2 separate regions of the Homo sapiens genome follow, and region 1 is linked to region 2. Evidence: read pairs that join two places in POLR2A ChIA-PET (ENCODE). Cell type or tissue: PC-3. All regions are shown on one strand. Links, peaks and the distances in the headings refer to the core of each region. The heading gives the core; the rest is flanking DNA. Region 1 overlaps LOC107986092 (a long non-coding RNA gene). Region 2 overlaps PXK (PX domain containing serine/threonine kinase like).

Evidence for each region. Peaks named below come from ENCODE experiments on the same cell type or tissue, not always from the same donor. Only the 100,000 strongest peaks of a DNase experiment are listed, where the experiment ranks them.
Region 1: POLR2A ChIA-PET joins it to region 2 with 11 read pairs; 5 of 35 experiments call an interaction of 5 or more read pairs at or near these places.

What each region holds. Positions count from the first base shown.
Region 1 is chr3:58,455,442-58,465,049 of GRCh38, forward strand. The region is part of intron 1 of LOC107986092 (a long non-coding RNA gene); the gene reads left to right. Among named protein-coding and RNA genes, the nearest start is that of PDHB, 26 kb to the left of the region's middle. In PC-3, for the core only: a CTCF peak has its summit at 8,392; a DNase peak (open chromatin) is centred at 8,470; H3K4me3 peaks cover 552 bases.
Region 2 is chr3:58,399,906-58,409,513 of GRCh38, forward strand. It overlaps PXK (PX domain containing serine/threonine kinase like), which reads left to right. Exons shown (of 18, transcript NM_017771.5): 13 at 3,957-4,005; 14 at 9,019-9,096. Among named protein-coding and RNA genes, the nearest start is that of PDHB, 29 kb to the right of the region's middle. In PC-3, for the core only: no CTCF peak of the experiment used is centred there; a DNase peak (open chromatin) is centred at 4,716; H3K27ac peaks cover 1,889 bases.

The sequences.
Region 1 (9,608 bases), core at 759-8,758, 55 kb after region 2:
TGCATGTCTTTTGTTTGTTTTTCTTGTCTTATTGCTGGTCTTCTAGTACAATATTAAATAGGAGTGGTGAGAATGAATAACCTTGTCTTGTTCCTGATCTCAGAGGGAAAGTGTTCAATCTTTCAACATTAAGTATGATGCTTGTTTTTGTTTTTTTTGCAGATGCCCTTATTCAGGCTAAGGAAGCTCTCTTCTGTTCCTAGTTTGCTGAGTCCTTTTACCAGAATGACCACTGAATTTTGTGAGATGCTTTGTCTACATCAGTTTATTTGATTGATTTTTTTCTTTAGATTTTTTTCTTCTTTAGTTTTTTTTTTTTTTTTTGAGACAGAGTCTTGCTTTGTGGCCCAGGCTGGAGTGCAGGGGTGCAATCTCGGCTCACTGCAACCTCTGCCTCCCAGGTTCAAGCAATTCTCCTGCCTCAGCCTCCCAAGCAGCTGGGACTACAGGCACCTGCCACTATGCCCAGCTAATTTTTGTATTATTAGTAGAGGTGGGGTTTGACCATATTGGCCAGGCTGGTCTCAAACTCCTGACTTTGTGATCCGCCCACCTCAGCCTCTCAAAGTGCTGGGATTACAGGCATGAGCCACCGTGCCTGGCCTCTTTAACATGGTGGATTACATTAATTGATTTTCAAATATTGAACCATCCTTGAATTCTTGGTATAAACCTTGCTTGCTCATGGTAAGATATGCACACATGCATGTATATTGGTGGATTTAATTTGCTAATATTTTGTTGAGATTCATGTCTATGTTCATGAAAGATCTTCGGTTTGGTTTTTTTTTTTTTTTTTTGAGATAGAGTTTCACTCTTGTTGCCCAGGCTGGAGTGCAATGGCAAGATCTGGGCTCACCGCAACCTCCTCCTCCTGGGTTCTAGCGATTCTCCTGCCTCAGCCTCCCGAGTAGCTGGGATTACAGGCATGTGCCACCACACCCAGCTAATTTTTATATTTTTAGTAGAGACAGGGTTTCACCATGTTGGTCAGGCTGGTCTTGAACTCCCAACCTTAGATGATTCGCCCGCCTCGGCCTCCCAAAGTGCTGGGATTACAGGTGTGAGCCACCACGCCCGGCCAAAAGATCTTTGGTTTGTAATTTTATTGTCTTGTCTGATTTTGATATCAAAGTAATGTTGGCCTCACAAAATGAACTGGGAAGTGTTCTCTCCTCTTTTGTTTTCTGGATGAGATTGTGTAGAATTGGTGTTATTTCTTCTTTAAATGTTTGTTAGAATTTGTGAGTGAAACTACCTGGAGATGTCTTTTTCAGGGGCTTTTAGCTACAAATTCAAGTTCTTTACCAGATAGAGAACTATTCAGGGTATCTATTTGTTCTTGGGAAAATTGAGGTCATTTGTATCTGTCAAGGAATTGGTCCACTTCTTCTAAGTTACCAAGTTTTTATGCCTTGGTTTGTCATAATATTCACTTATGAGCCTTTTAAAGTGTCGAGGAAGGAATCTGTAGTGATATTTCTTCTTTCATTCCTGAATTTAGTAGTTTCTGTCCTTTCTATTTCATTGTCAGTCTGGCTAAATAATGTTGATTTTTTTTTTTTTTTTTTTTGAGATGGAGTCTTGCTCTGTCGCCCAGGCTGGAGTGCAGTGGCGCAATCTCGGCTCACTGCAAGCTCCACTTTCTGGGTTCACACCATTCTCCTGCCCCAGCCTCCCGAGTAGCTGGGACTACAGGCATGTGCCACCATGCCCAGCTAATTTTTTGTATTTTTAGTAGAGACGGGTTTTCACCATATTAGCCAGGATGGTCTCGATCTCCTGACCTAATGATCTGCCCATCTCGGCCTCTCAAAGTTCTGGGATTACAGGTGTGAGCCACCGTGCCTGGCAGATATTTTTTATTTTAGCAGGTAACCTAGAAGGTGAAATTCAGGTCAGAAATTTCAACTGGCTTTGTGTGAGCTGTGATTCCAAGTAAAGCTTTGAAAGTATTTGCAGGGCTATTCAGATCAGTCCCACCTGTGTGCCCCCAAGTCTGGCCAAACTATAATTGGCTTCTACTAAATTGAGGTCATTCAGTGACCTGGGCGGAGAGCTGCCTGCAACAGAGTTCACAAAGCCTGTGGTATTCTGTTTGGGGTGAGATCCATACTTGCAAGCACGGGGTGAACCCCATGAGTTCATACACAACTATTTGGGATGTCTCTCTTGATCTCCCCCAATTCTGTGATCTTCCCAATACTTTCTGATCACATTGGCTGCAACTACAGATCCTTTCAGAAGGCATGGAGCAGCTAAGGACTCTGAAAAGCAAATTGTAGCCAGTGGATTGGGGAAAGAGATGAGAATTCAAAGCTCCGCCTGGGCACGGTGGCTCACGCCTGTAATCCCAGCACTTTGGGAGGCTGAGGCAGGTGGATCACTTGAGGTGAGGAGTTCAAGAACAGCCTGGCCAACATGGTGAAACCCCCGTCTCTACTAAAAATACAAAAATTAGCTGGGTTAGCTGGGCGTGGTGGCACACCCACAGTAATCCCAGCTACTCGGGAGGCTGAGCCAGGAGAATTGCTTAAACTGAGGAGGCAGAGGCTGCCTCTGAGACTGCGTCACTGCACTCCATAGCGAAATTCCGTCTCCAAAAAAAAAAAGTTCCATCAAAATGGTGGAAAGTTTACATATTTTTTTCCCCTGCAGTATTGCCCAGCCTGGACTCAAAGACAGCTGCCGGAAACTCAGAAGCCTGTAGTAGGTCCAGACGGGAAGCGTTCCAAGAGAAGCCTTCTCTTTTTCATCTGGGGAGTGTGTGTGTGTGTGTGTGTGTGTGTGTGTGTGTGTGTGTGTGTGTGTGCGCGCGCGCGCGCGCCCCCGCGTCTGCTAGGGAGCGGCAGAGAGAATCCCATTTTGGTTTTTGCTTTCTTTTTCTATTTTCCTCTGCCCCTGCCAGGAGGCAATACCTTGGAGTTGGTGGCAGCAGCGAGTGGGCAGGCACTTAACATTATGGAGGGATATTTGTCACTAACCAGAGGAGCTGTGGTCCAAGAGTGCGTGCGCGGGGGAGTGGGTAATCCCCGTTGCCTTTTTCTGTGTTCTCTATTGTTCCAGATTCAGTTCCGTGGGGAAAGTGTGCACCAGGACAGGGAGACTAAAGCTCCACTGTGGCCTGAATTTTGCCCCCTCCCCACACAGCCAAATTTATATATTTAAATGGAAACAAATTCAATTGGGCTGCTATCACCACATTCATATGGTAATAGATAGAGGATGTGTTTACCTTCTCTGGAGTCAGACCCTAGACTTTGGCTTGAATATTAGCCTTGAAAACACACTTATGCTCTGTGCTTTGTATTTTCATTACAAATACATCTTGGAGGACTTTACTTCAGTACCAGTATGTTTCACTCATTCATCTTCACAGCTTTATAGTATTCCAGAGTGTGGCTGTATTATAACTCATTTAACTTATGTCCTATTTTTTTTTTCGAGACAGAGTCTCGCTCTGTCCCCCTGGCTGGAGTGCAGTGGCGTGATCTCGGCTCACTGCAACTTCCCCCTCCCGGGTGCAAGCAATTCTCCCTGCCTCAGCCTCCCCAGAAGCTGAGATTACAGGCACCCACCACCACACCCAGCTAATTTTGTTTGTTTGTTTTTGTATTTTTAGTAGAGACGGGGTTTCACCATGTTAGCCAGGATGGTCTCAATCTCCTGACCCGGTGATCCACCCTCCTCGGCCTCCCAAAGTGCTGGGATTACAGGCGTGGGCTACCACACCCGGCCTAAGTTTTGTATTTTTTAGTAGAGATGGGGCTTTGCCATGTTGGCCAGGCTGGTCTTGAACTCCTCACCTCATGTGATCCACCCACCTCAGCCTCCGAAAGTGCTGAGATTACAGGCGTGAGCCACCATGCCCTGCCCTGATGTCCTATTAATCATCATTCTGGTTGCTTCTAGCCTTTACTAATACAAACGTGGTGCAATAAGATGACTTGTCCATATGTTTTCATATGCATATAAATATCTGTGAATAATTTCTAGAGGAAGAATATCAAGGTCAAAGTAACTACTGCATATGCATTTTAAATTGTGTTCAATATTGTCACATTGCCTTGCAAATTTGCCCTCCCATAAGCAATACCTGAAAGTGCCTATTTCTCCACGCCCTTGCCAATATACTTCATGTGCACATGTTCCCACTTTGAGTCACCTCCATTACATTTCCACTGGCAGAACAGGCATCCCACTTCTACCACTCATTAGCTGTGTGACTTTGAGCTTATTGCTTGTGACTATTATGGGAATAATAGTAGTGCTCATCTCATAGGGCTGTGATGAGGGCTCAGTGAGTTAATGTTTGTAAAGCTGCTCACTCGGTGTCTGCCACATAGTAAGTGCTGTATAAATGTTAATTGATTAATTAATTTTAAAACATGAATTAAGGTCTCCCAAGAAGAACTCACCAAAAAAAGCAGAACTCAAGTCAGGGAAAAATGCCTGCTTTGTAGAGGGGTTGAGGTGATCAGGTTAAATTTGATAACATATTTTTAGTATTTTAAGCCAGGTGCAGTGGCTCATTCCTGTAATCCCAGCTACTTGGGAGGTAGAGGTGGGAGGATTATTTGAGTCCAGGAGTTTGAGACCAGCCTGGGCAACATAGTGAGACCCCATCTCTTAAAAAAAAAAAAAGTATTTTGCACAGTGCCTGGCACACAGTGAATGCTCAGCAAATGCTCTTATTTTTGTTAGGGTTTCCTTGGTTTTCTTTGTGGGCCCTTCCACAGCAAGTGGCTGTGAATTGTTACCGAAGGATGATGCATCTGGGGCTGCTGTGACCCTGCATGAGGGAACTCTTCTCCTCTAGGAACGGTCACACGTGGGCAGGGACAGGCCCCATGGAGCAGCCGTCTGGTGGTGGAGAAGGCACACATGGCTTATAGGGATTTGCTCTCCCTGGTGCCCAGTGTGGTAGCAACAGAACCAAGGCAATGGAAAAACAGGGCCTTTGAGGGGCAGAGGAGTTCCCTAGTTTTCTCTCCCCAAGGACTGGAGTAAGGTCTGGGCTTATGCGCAGTTGCCAGAAAGATCTGAGACCCCAGAGTCACATTGGATGTGGCTAACAGAGCAGGTGGTGACTCAACTGGTTTACCTTGAAAAATAAGAGATGGGACTTAGGGCCCTGGATGGGTGGAGGGTGAGTCTGGCCAAACATAATTCAGTACATGGTTAAAAACCAAGTCGTTAGAAATGTTAACTAGATCTGTAAACATATCTATATCTCATATGTACCATACTGTGTATGTTAGTATGTGTATATACATATAATATACTACAATGTTGTTATTTATACTAAGAAATATATTTTGGGCTGGGCGCGGTGGCTCATGCCTGTAATTCCAGTACTTTGGGAGGCCGAAGCGGGCGGATCACGAGGTCAGGAGATTGAGACCACAGTAAAACCCGGTCTCTACTAAAAATACAAAAAATTAGCTGGGCGTGGTGGCGGGCGCCTGTAGTCCCAGCTACTCGGGAGGCTGAGGCAGGAGAATGGTGTGAACCCGGGAGGTGGAGCTTGCAGTGAGCCGAGATCCCGCCACTGCACTCCAGCCTGGGCAACAGAGCAGGACTCCGTCTCAAAAAAAAAAAAAAAAAAAAGAAATATATTTTGGTCTTCGACCCAGTTCCTGGCACAGAGCTCTGAAAACCCTTGTAATTTCCTGAGCGATAGAGGTGCTAGGTGTATCTTTTGTTCTAATATTTGGTCTTTGACCCCAGTTCGTTCCACAGAGCTCCTAATCCCTTGGAATTTCCTGGGTGATAGGAGCATCTTTTGTCCTAATGAGGTGACTCTTGGTGGGTTCCTGGATGGGGGCCGGTCTCCAGAAAGACCAAGCCATGATGAGAAGTTTGGAGCTTTTAGCTCCACTCCCTATCCTCTGGGAAGGTGAGTGGGCTGGAGATTGAGTTAATAATTGATCATGCCCATATGATGATGCCTTTATAAAACTGTGGGCTTTGGAGAGCTTTCAGGTTGCTGAATGGGTGGAAGTGCTGGGGTATGGTCACCCAACACTTTGCCCTATGTACCTCTTCATCTGGCTGTTCATCTCCATCCTTTGTGATATCCTTTATAATAAACAGGTAAACATAAGTGTTTTCGGAGTTCTATAAGCCACCCTAGCAAAGTGTCAAACCTGAGGAAGGGAATCCCGATTTGTAGTTGGTTGGTCAGAAGTACAAGTGACAACCTGGGACTTGCAACCAGCATCTGAAGTGGGGGCAGCCTTGTGGGACTGAGCCCTTAACCTGTGGGGTTTGCACTAACTCTAACTGGTGTCAAAATTGAATTAATTGTAGGACACCCAATTGGTGTCTGCCAGAGAATTGATGTGTTGGAAAAAACCCACACATCTGATGTCAGAAGTAAAGTACTGAGGGTGTGAGTATATAGAGTAAAAAGAGTTGCTTTTTCCTATGATACATATACATATGTGTGATAGATAGCATATGTAATATAATATACACATATGTAACGTGTTATATACATGTTCTGTATGTTGAATATACATGTGTATAGAGAACAAGAAAGAGAGACATAGCATAGCATCTCTACCTTTTTTTTTTTTTTTTTTTTGAGACAGAATTTCACTCTTATTGGCCAGGCTGGAGTGCAATGGCGCGACCTTGGCTCACCGCAACCTCTGCCTCCTGGGTTCAAGCGATTCTACTGCCTCAGCCTCCCGAGTAGCTGGGATTACAGGCACCCGCTACCACACCTGGCTAATTTTGTATTTTTAGTAGAGACGGGGTTTCACCATGTTGGTCAGGCTGGTCTTGAACTCCCGACCTCAGGTGATCCACCTGTCTCAGCCTCCCAAAGGGCTGGGATTACAGGTGTGAGCCACCACGTCTGGCCGAATCTCTACTTTTTTTTTTTTTAATTTTTACCACATATTGAATTATATTGTATATTTATGTTATATTATGTGATGAAACATAGATATGTTAACACATATTATGTGTAGTGTAGTATATTAATATATGTATATTATACTGCACATACATATTATATGATATATTTAGAGATACAGTTAGCATCTCTTCTTGGTTTTTACCACATACTTACATTTTATATTTTATATATATTATTTATTTATTTATTTATTTTGAGACAGAGTCTCACTCTGTCAAACCTGTGCCGCCCGGGTTCAAGTTATTCTCCTGCCTCAGCCTCCCGAGTAGCTGGGGTTATAGGCATCTGCCACCGTGCCCGGCTAATTTTTGTATTTTTAGTAGAGACGGGGTTTCACCATCTTGGCCAGGCTGGTCTTGAACTCCTGACCTCGTGATCCACCTGCCTCGGCCTCCCAAAGTTCTAGGATTACAGGCGTGAGTCACTGTGCCCGGCCTTATTTTATATTATTTTAATATTTTGTACTTATGTATTTCTGACATCAGAAAATTGCCAAACCTATTACAAGAGAGGCCATGAGAAAGGGTGGCTATTTGTAGGCATGAAGCCATTTTCTAGGAGCAGCCAGGGAAGGGTTAAGAGTCATGGCCGCCTAGGCCTCCTCCAGCCCAGTGGTCTGCCTGTAAGTGTTGTCTGGAGGCCCTGCCGCTTTCCTGCAGGGTGTGATGATCCCTTTTACTCTGCGCCTGCCGGGAGCCATAGAGAAGTTGAGAGAGGGGTGGAAAAGGGGAAAGAGGGCTGGCTTGGGGAAAGAGGGCTGGCTTGGGAAAAGACTCAGATGAAATCAAAGGTGCTGAGTTTACTGTGGGACCTAAGAATGAATGAAGGGAAATCTGAGAGCCACCACAGCATTTCTTGAGCAATGTGCTTGGCGCTGCGCCAGGTATTTTATGCCCTTCTCCTCATTTAATTTAACCCTCCCTCACAACGCCTCTCAGAGGTGGTTACTATTAATTATTAATAAACTTATTTGGATAGATGACATACACACAGTATACAGTTGAAAGGGTCCAAAGACTTTACTGTGAAAGGTGAGTCTAAGAGAAGTCGGACAAACGAGTATAGAGATAAAGCAAATACAAACATGCTAACCACATGAAATCTAGGCGCTGAGTATGCGGGAATTTATTGCACTATTCTCTCAACTTTTCTGTTTGAAAGTTTTTCATAATAAAAGTTGAGGGGAGGGGAAAGTGAGTTTCCCTGCTGTCCCCATCTCCTTTATGCGGTTCCCCTCCCAGGAGGCCAGCACGGATACTAGTTTCCTGCTCCTACTGATACTCAGTTTATATGGGCATGCACGCATGCGTACACACGCAGGCACACACATGGGTCCATTTGGTTACTTCTGGTACCTTATTGATAGAATTTCATTTTTGAAAGCTTTAGAGGCGTAGCTTTTTAGAAAAGGGAATTCCTAAAGGTGGATCCCCACATTCGCTTTCCCAGGGGAAGGTGACTATTTTGTTGCCCAGGCTCACCCCTAGAGGTCGCCTCTTCGCTTGACTGGCAGCTGCTAGGGCAGAAGGTGCACAAACCACGGTCGGGGCTGCTCCCATGTGACTCATGAGATGCGCAGCCTTCCAAAAGTATTCACACTTATGTTTTCTGGCCTTAGCCACGTTTCTTGTGGGTTGCAATACTCAGACACAGAACCCACATTTTGGCTTTGCAGAGGCAAAAAGCTGACAGAGGGACAGGTTGTCCAGAAAGCTTCGCCCACACACTGTACTGTAAACTTCCAGAGGATGAATAAAACACCTATTTCCAGGCACAAAAGAGACACTTCTCAGTGTCCCAAACATTTCGATGCTGATTACTTCACTAGATTAAAAAATTTTTTTTGACTAAAGGAAAGCCGTTTTATTAAATACATTAGAACTGACTTATAGCATTGGTGTTAATGTCTCTCTGAACGATTATACCAGTCTTATGTTTTGTTCTTATATTTAGGGAGGCAAGATTTCATCACATTATCTCTGGGTGTGTGTGAAAAAGAACTATATTATAATAGTGTGTATATTCCTTTTTAAAAGTAATTGAATCAATGCCAATAGATAAATGACTAGTTTAAATTAACCACACAGAAATGTTATTTGATTTTTTAAATTTATTTTAAGATAGGGTCTCACTCTCTCCCCCCCAGGCTGGAATGCATTGGCACAATTTTGGCTCACTGCAACCTCCACCTCCTGGGCTCAAGTGATCCTCCCACCTCAGCCTCCCAAGTAGCTGGGACCACAGGCACGTGCCACAACTCCTGGCTAATTTTTTCTTTTCTTTTTTTTTTTTTTTTTTTGTAGATACAGGGGTCTTGCCATGTTGCCCAGGCTGGTCTCCTGGGCTCAAGCGATCCACCTGCCTTGGCCTCTCAAAATGCTGGGATTACAGGCATGAGCCACTGTGCCCAGCCAGAAATGTTATTTTATTAATGTTGAACATGTACAGTAACTTGAAGCAGACTATTATTCTGTTTTCATGCTGCCATGAAGACATACCTGAGACTGGGTAATTTATAAGGAAAAGAGATTTAATTAATTCACAATTCCACGTGGTTAGAGAGGCCTCAGGAAACTTACAATCACGGTGGCAGGTGAAAGAAGTGAATGCTGAGCAAAGGGGGAAGCCCCTTATAAAACCATCAGATCTCGTGAGAACTCACTCACTATCATGAGAACAG
Region 2 (9,608 bases), core at 1,190-9,189:
CTTGGAGCTCAGAAGACATTTTCTCTGAAACTGGATTATGAGTAGATAACCAGGGCAGCTGAAATAGTGCTGTGGGGCCTTCCCTTCAGGTGCATTTTCTGTTCTTTCATGGAAAGGCAGCAGAGTGGTTAAGAAGGGTGTGCCTGGGGTGGGACAGACCTGGAGGTGGATTCCAGCTTCACCACTTCTACCTGGGTGACCTTAGACAAATTTCCTAACCTCTGGAAGTAGAGTTTTGTGAACTGTGAAATGGGAATGATAATAAGTTCCCACCTCAGAAGGTAGTTGGGAGGATTTAATGAGGTGATTCCTAGTAGGGACCCGGCACTTAATATGTGCTCATTAAGTGTTAGTTATGCTTACTACTGAATCAGCTGATCTTTTTTGAATATCACACACCATGCAGTGTATCTGGTGCTTTGTCTGCACCAGCGTATTATATAACAGATATACTCTGAAAACAATAATATGGGGAAACGAGGCAGGGGACAGCTTGAAGGGCATGTAGCCAGAGTTCAGAGAAGGTAGAGATAACTTCCGGTTCCTGGTTCTTTCTTTCCACAAGTGTTTAGAGAGGGCCTTCTGGAGGCCAGCTGCTGTCCTAGGCACTGTAATGAAAAGAGGAAACCAAGCCCCTGCCCCGTGGATGTGACATTCTACTGTTCCACAGACACTGAAGCGTCTGTCGCCAAACCAGCAACCATTAATAATAATGTAATAATGTGGGCCGGGCAGTGGCTCATGCCTATAATCCCAGCACTTTGGGAGGCTGAGGCGGGTGGATCACTTGAGGTCAGGAGTTCAAGACCATCCTGGCCAACGTGTGGTGAAACCCTGTCTCTACTAAGAAAATATAAAAAATTAGCTGGGCATGGTGGCACACTCCTGTAATCCCAGCTACTCAGGAGGCTGAGGCAGAAGAATCACTTGAACTGGGGAGGCAGAGGTTGCAGTGAGCCAAGATCTCAGCACTGCACTCCAGCCTGGGTGACAGAGCAAGACTCCGTCTCAAAACAAAACAAACAATGTGAATATGGAAAAACAGACCCAGTTTGGAAAACAACTTTCACACAAACTTTTCTAGCAAAATGCACTTGTACTTAGGAAATAGCCTATATACAGGTTGATTTACTTGAGTTTGCATTTACACTCCCCATTCCAAAGCTCTTACATCTTTCTCTCAGTCTTCCAGTCCTTAAGTGAATCCAAATATTTTTTTCTTCACCTAAGTCTTTCTACGATGTGGGCTTCAGCTATGAGAAGAGCTCCTGGACAGGCGTAAACCATGTTCAATTAAAATGTGTCCTCTGGAAGTAAAGAGATGTGTGGCTGAGGGACAGGCGGGGCCCTGAAGAGCCCTGTGGGGAAAGCTAATCCTGTCATTTCTACTTGTGATGAAGTTCCCATCTTTAAAAAAGAGTAATATAGCTGGGCGCGGTGGCTCACACCTATAATCCCAGCAGTTTGGGAGGCTGAGGCAGGTGGATCACTTGAGCTCAGGAGTTCAAGACCAGCCTGGCCAACATGGCGAAACCCCATCTCTACAAAAAATACAACAACAACAAAATTAGCTAGGCGTGGTGGTGTGCACCAAGTAATAATCCCAGCTACTTGGAAGGCTGAGGTGGTAGAATCGCTTGAGCCTAGGAATTTGAGGTTGCAGTGAGCTGTGAACTCACCACTGCACTCCAGCCTAGATGACAGAGTAAGACCCTGTCTCAAAAATAAAACAAAGTGAGGGGCAGGCGTGGTGGCTCATGCCTGTAATCCCAGCACTTTAGGAGGCCAAGGCAGGTGGATCACAAGGTCAGGAGATCCAGACCATCCTAGCTAACACGGTGAAACCCTGTCTCTACTAAAAATGCAAAAAAATTAGCCGAGCGTGGTGGCGGGCGTCTGTAGTCCCAGCTACCCAGGAGGCGGAGTTTGCACTGGAGCGCGCCACTGCACTCCAGCCTGGGCGACAGAGTGAGACTCCATCTCAAAAAAATAAAATAAAATAAAAAATAAAACAAACTGGGGGCGCAGGATATTCAGCCAGGCATACTGGCACATGCCTGTAGTTCCAGCTACTCAGGAGGCCAAGATGGGAGGATTGATTGAGCCCAGGACTTCCAGGGCAGCCTGGACAACATAACAAGACTCCATCTCTTTAAAAAATAGGGGAGGGGCAGGAGGCATATTCAAAGAAAGACTCACTTATAGCTGTTTGGGTGCTACCCAAGCAACCATTTCTATTCTTTGACCTGTTTTACCCAGCAGTTCAGAGTTGTTCATGCTATTGCTTTCCCTCTTTCCCTCTCCTCCTCCTCTCTTCTCCTCTTTTCTTTCCCTCCCCCTCGCACTCCCCCTCCCCCTCTCTCTCCCCCCTTCTTCTTTTTGAGAGTCTTGCTATGTTATGCAGGCTGATCTTAAACTCCTGAGCTCAAAGGGTCCTCCCACCTCTAGCTGTGGAGTAGCTGGGACTGCAGGCGAATGCCACTGTGCCCAGGTCACCCAGTTCATGCTATTGTTTTTTTCTTTTCTTTTCTTTTTTTTTTTTTAGATAGAGTCTTGCTCTGTCACCCAGGCTGGAGTGCAGTGGTGTGATCTTGGCTCACTGCAAGCTCCGCCTCCCGGGTTCAAGTGATCCTCTTGCCTCAGCCTCCCGAGTAGCTGGAACTACAGGTGCGTGCCACCATGCCCGGCTAGTTTTTGTATTTTTAGTAGAAACAGGGTTTTCACCATGTTGGCCAGGCTGGTCTTGAACTCCTGACCTCAGGTGATCCACCTGCCTCAGCCTCCCAAAGTGCTGAGATTACAGGTGTGAGCCACTGCACCCGGCCCATGCTATTGTTTTTAATAATATACTTTTTTTTTTTTTTTTTGGTCACATGGGTAATTTTAAAATCATTTTTTATTATTTTTATTTTTAACTTTTAGGTGTGGGGGTACATGCGAAAGTTTGCTACATAGGTAAACATGTCATGGGGGTTTGTTGTACATATTTCATCACCCAGCTATTAAGCCCAGTACGCAATATTTAGTATTTCTGCTGCTCTCCCCACCTCTCCCCCTAAATAGACCCGGTGTCTGTTGTTTACTTTTTTGCAATAACATACCCTTTTTTTTTTTTTTAAGATGGAGTCTTGCTCTGTTGCCCAGGCAGGAGTGCAGTGGTGCAATGTCGGTTCACTGCAGCCTCTGCCTCCTGGGTTCCAGGGAATCTCCTGCCTTAGCCTCCCAAGTAGCTGGGACAATAGGCACGCACCACCACACCCGGCTAATTTTTGTATTTTTAGTAGAGATGGGGTTTCACCATGCTGCCCACTCTGGTCTCGAAACCCTGACCTCAAGTGATCCGCCTGCCTCAGCCTCACAAAGTGCTGGGATTACAAGACATGAGCCACCGCACCCAGCCAGTAACATATTTTTGAAGAGAGAATTGATTTACTCCAAAAGCTACTACTTTTAAAAATGAAGTATGAGAAATACTTAGAAGAAAATTACTTTCCTGTTAGATTCCAATCAGGACAATTCCTTTCTACTTACTTGAACATTTTTATGTTACTGAACTCTAGAATAAATTTTATCCTCTTCTGAGGCAAGAAAAATAGCAGAAAACTATTCTATTTAGAAATATCTACCGCATATATTATTTGCGATATTTTTGCAAATTAGCATTCGCAAAAGTAATTTCTTAAAAATGCAATATTGCCCATAGCAGGGAAACCCCCTCTAGTACACAGCTGGCCCAGATACCCTAGTAACACAGTGGGAAGGGGGTCACACTGGGCCACCTGCAAATCCCTTTGCATTTGTTAATGAACATGGAATGGTGGATTGGGCCAGGGGCTGGAGGATGTGGTGCAGGGAAGGGAGACCTCATGGGCTAAAGGTGTCTTAATCTGCTTTCATCCTAGTCTGAGAGTGCACGTGGTTCAAGAAAGATTTTTGTTTGTTTCTTTTCTTTACAGATTATTCAGCGATGTTTTACTAACCACTTCTGAAAAACCACAGTTTAAGGTAAAGACAATTATATCGTTTTTTGGTTTGTGACATAACTAAGTTGACTTTGAAAGTTAGCTGTATTTTTAGCCAAAAAAAGAAAAGATATATAATAGGGAAAATTGGGAAATAACCTAAATGTCCTACAATTAGGGGCTAGTTTAATAATTTATGGTACATCTATTTGATAATATAATTAAAAGTGAAATTGATAAAGACATTGTAGTAATATGGAAAATGATTTAGATTTGTGCTTAGGTATAAAAAAATAAGGTAATGTGTAAAACAACATATCTGTCTAGAAACAAGCCTGGAAGGAGGTCTTCTCCTGGGAAGCAGTGGTGTTATGTGTCATGGAAAGAGAATGGGCTTCGGAACCCAAAAAACCAGAATGATATCTTACTTTGTTCCTACAATATTAGCTGTTATCTACAGCAGGGTTTTTCAACCACGGTATTTGACGTTTTGGGTGAGATGATTCTTTGTTGTGAGGGCTGCCTGTGCACGGTAGGATGTGAAGCAGCATCCCTAACCTCACCACTAGATGCCAACGATACTCCTTGCCCCCTCTCCTGCACTGTGACAACCAAAAGTGTCTCCAGACATTGCTAAATGTCTCCTGGGGGGTAGTGTACAAAATTGCTCCCAGTTGAGAGCTACTGACCTATGGGCAAGCACTTAATCTTTGAGTCTGCATGTACTCATGTGTAAAATTGGTGAGTAATGCATGTCTGTTGTCATTAGACAACTGAGGTCATCTACGGAAACTCCTTGTTCAGGCCATGGCTCTTGGCAGTGCTCACTATGAGTGCGATTTGGGTAGGAGGATAAAAGGTAATTCTCCCTCTCCTTTCTATATTCCAAAAGAACATGTAATACTATTAGGATGAAAATAAATTTAGAAAACAAAAAAAAGAAAGAAAACCAAGGGAGGGTTTAGAAGACTGTGTCAGTGAGAGAGGTGCTTTCCTCTGTTCTGTTTTGCCAGTTAGAGGAATTCTGACAATAATAGCTTCTTTGGATCTGAAGTAGGAGAGAAAAAAACATTTAAATTTAATGTCTTCTTCACTGAAGCATCTTAGCAAATTTCTTCAGCCTTGTCAATAAATATATTCTCCTCCAACCCTGACAGTCTGGCCTTTAGGATTCAGGAGTTAGTACTAGACCTCGCTCTTCCCCTAAGCCAGAGAGCCTATGCAGCAAAGATAGTATGATTTTAAAATCCAACATTAGTTCTTGTATGTACACTGACTTTCTGGAAAGATATACAGGAGACTGGTAATGTTGGTTTCCTCCATGGAAGTAGGTGGGAGACTTCACTGTGTATGTGCCCTTTTATACCTTTGGGATTTTAAACCATGTGACTGTATTACCTACTTACAGCTTTTTTTTTAATTTGAAATTTTTACAGAATAATAAAGACAAAAAGTTCAACATGATCTGGGGGTCTTATCTTCCAGGACCAGACTCCTCATGATTTAAAAAGCTAATAAATTAAGAAATGGCCCGGGCGTGGTGGCTCACGCTTGTAATCCCAACACTTTGGGAGGCTGAGACAGGTGGATCATTTGAGGTCAGGAGTTCCAGACCAGCCTGGCCAACATGGCAAAACCCCATCTCTACTAAAAATACAGAAATTAGCCAGGCTTAGTGGCAGGTGCCTGTAATCCCAGCTACTCGGGAGGCTGAAGCAGGAGAATTGCTTAGACCTGGGAGGCAGAGGTTGCAGTGAACTGAGAGCACACCACTGCACTCCAGCCTGGGCGACAGAGTGAGACTCTGTCTCAAAAAAAAAAAAAAGGAGAAATGATGGAGGCAGAGGTTGCAGTGAGCTGAGATCATGCCGGTACACTCCAGCCTGGGGAACAGAGTGAGATTCTGTCTCAAAAAAAAAAAAGAAATGATAGGCTCAGAAACAAACTGGGCTGTTGTTTGGAATGTCTCCCAACAGGGAAAGCTGGGAAAGTTTAATCTTACAAAATTCAGAACATAAATCTCTCACAAAGAAGATATCTCTGAAGTTATAATAACTGGTTGAATTTATGTATGTTCCAATAAGCTTTATATAATTTTTTAAATATTTTTTTTTCTTTTGAGACGGAGTCTCGCTCTTGTCACCCAGGCTGGAGTACAATGGCATGATCTCGGCTCACTGCAACCTCCGCCTCCTGGGTTCAAGCAATTCTGCTTCAGCCTCCTGAGCAGCTGGGATTACAAGCATGCGCCACCACGCCTGGCTAATTTTTGTATTTTTAGTAGAGATGGGGTTTCATTATGTTGGTCAGGCTGGTCTCGACCTCAGGTGAACCACTCACCTCGGCCTCCCAAAGTGCTGGGATTACAGGTGTGAGCCACTGCACCCGGCCAATTTTTTTAATTTTTAATTTTAATTTTTTTTTTTTTGAAGTAGGCGATTTTTTGTTGCCAGGCTGGAGTGCAGTGGTGCAATGACGGGGCTCAGTGCAGCCTCAAACTCCTGAGCTCAGGTAATCCTCCTGCCTCAGCCTGTTGAGTAGCTGGGACAACAGGCGCGTACCACCACACCCTGCTAATTTTTTAATTTTTTTGTAGAGACAGAGTCTTACTGTTGCCCAGGCTAGTCTTGAACTCTTGGCCCCAAGTGGCCTCCCAAAGTGCTGGGATTACAGGTGTGAGCCACTGTGCCTGACCTAATTTTTAAATTTTTAATTGTGATAAAAAATACAATATAAAATTTACTCTCTGAACCATTTTTAAGTGTACAGTTCAGTGGTGTTAACTATCTTCACATTATTGTATAACAGGTCTCTAGAGCTTACAACCTGAAACTCTATACCCATAGAATAATGACTCCCCATTTCTCCCTCCCCACAGCTCCGGGCAATCACTATTCTACTTTGTTTCTGTGATCTTGACTACTCTAGAAACCTTATATAAGTATTTGTCCTTTTGTGGATCATTTATTTCACTTAGCATAATGTCCTCAAGGTTCATCTATATTGTAACATGTAACAAGATTTCCTTCTATTTTTAAGGTTGAGTAATATTCCATTGTATGTATATGCCACACTTTTTTTATCCATTCATCTGTTGATGAACATTTAGGCTGCTTTTACCTCTTGTCTGTCATGAATAATGCTGCAGTGAACATGGGTGTGCAAATATCTTTTTGAGATCCTGCTTTTGATTCTTTTGGATGTATACCCAGAAGTGGAATTCCTCATATGGTAGTTCCATTTTGTAGTTTTTTGAGTCACCTCCATACTGTTTTCCATAGCAGCTGTACTACTCTACATTTCCACCAGCAGTGTACAAGGGCTTCAGTTTCTCCACATTCTCACCAACATTTATTTTATTATTTTAATAGTGGCTATCCTAATGGCTGTGAGGTGATGTCTCATTGTGGTTTTGATTTACATTTCTCTAATGACTAAAGACATTGAGTGTCTTTTCATATGTTTTTTGGCCATTTGTATATTTTCTTTAGAGAAATGTCTATGTCTTTTGCCTCTTTTTAATTGGGTTACTTATATTTTGTTGTTGAGTTGTTGGAGTTCCTTTATATATTCTGGATATTAACCCCTTATCAGACCTATGATTTGCAAATATTGTGTCCCATTTCTTGAGTTGTCTTTTACTCCGTTTTTCTTTGTTGCACCAATGTTTTATTTATTTATTTATTTATTTATTTTTCTTTTTTTCTTTTGGAGACAGGGGCTCGTTCTGTTGCTTAGGCTGGAGTGCAGCAGCACAATCTCAGCTCACTGCAACCTCCGCCCTCCCAGGTTCAAGTGATCTTCCTGCCTCAGCCTCCCAAGTAGATTACAGGCGTGCACCACCACACCTGGCTAATTTTTGTATCTTTAGTAGAGACGGGGTTTTGCCATGTTGGCCAGGCTGGTCTTGAACTTCTGACCTCAAGTGATCCACCCACCTCAGCCTCCCAAAGTATTGGGATTACAGGCGTGAGCCACCTTGCCCGGCTGCACCAAAGTTTTAAATTTTGATGAAGTTTAATTTTTTTTCTTTTATTGCCTGTGCTTTTGGTGTCATATCCAAGAAATCACTGCCAAATCCAGTGTCAAGAAGCTTTTCCCCTGTGTCTTTTCTTTTAGGAGTTTTATAGTTTTAGGTCTTATGTTTAGGTTTTGAATCCATTTTGAGTTAATTTTTGTTTATGGTGTAAGGTAAGGGTCCAACTTCACTCTTTTGTATGTGGATATCCAATTTTCCCAGCACTGTTATTGAATACACTGTCCTTTCCCCCATTGTATGTTCTTGGAACCCTTGTCAAAGATTATTTGACCATATCCACAAGCATTTATTTCTGGGCTCTCTCTTCTTCTTTTCCATTGGTCTGTGTATCTGCCTGCATGTCAGTACCACACTGTTTTAATTACTGTAGCTATGTAATAGGTTTCAAAATCAGGAAATGTGAGGCCTTCAACTTTATTTTTCTTTTTCAGATTGTTTTGGCAATTTACAGCCCTTGAGGATTACTTGCATTACTTGAAACATATCATGTTTATTTATGTTTTAGTTTTATGTGTTCATTGCTAAAAAATGCTAGAGAAGTGAGTGTGTTAGGGATACCAAAAGTGGCTGGGGTAGGATTTGAATGGACAGCTTTAACTGATTTTATTCCAAATGACTCTTTTTTTTTTTTTTTGAGATGGAGTCTCGCTCTGTCACCCAGGCTGGAGTGCAGTGGCGTGATCTCGGCTCTCTGCAAGCTCCGCCTCCCGGGTTCACGCCATTCTCCTGCCTCAGCCTCCTGAGTAGCTGGGACTACAGGCGCCCACCACCACGCCCGGCTAATTTTTTGTATTTTTAGTAGAGATGGGATTTCACCGTGTTAGCCAGGATGGTCTCCATCTCCTGACCGCGTGATCCGCCCGCCTTGGCCTCTCAAAGTCCTGGGATTACAGGCATGAGCCACCGCGCCCGGCCGAAATGACTCTTGATAACCACCTGCTCCTTCATTTACTCCAGGACTTGGAAGTATCTCCAGCCACCTTTTTCAATAGATGATGTACTTTTCTCTCCTTTCAGATCCCTACAAAGTTAAAAGAGGCATTGAGAATTGCCAAAGAATGTATAGAGAAGAGACTAATTGAGGAACAGAAACAGGTAAATTGATAACGGTTCCTCTTTGCCTTTTAGTGTCCCCATCCTCTGCCGTGGTTTTTATAGTGATTGACCTTTGACTGTTCCCTCTGCAAATATTTTAAGCATACTTACTCTCAGCCAGCCTTTAGGCTAAATGCTTCCCTGCAGAGCTGAATACTTGACAGTCCTGCCCTCAGTCCTGCCTAGTCTATGTGGGAAACAAACATGTCCAGGAAGGGCAGTCTGGGTTTCTGATCAGAGCATGCCGGCCGGTGATAGTTGCGGGCATGCATGGTCCATGCTGTCTCACCACATTCTTCTTCTGTAAAAGAGGGAAAGGCAGGAAGGCATTAGGGGCATGAGAAAGGACCTCTTCCTTTGGCATACTCCTCTACCTGGCATCCAGACCCGAGCCAGGAAGTAGACAGCCTGAGCAAGGAAAGATTTTCTTTTATCCCAATAAAATGTGGTTTGCCAAAACATGTTGGAGAAGATTTTCATTAGGAAGCTGCCTTATGTGGGATATGCTTACA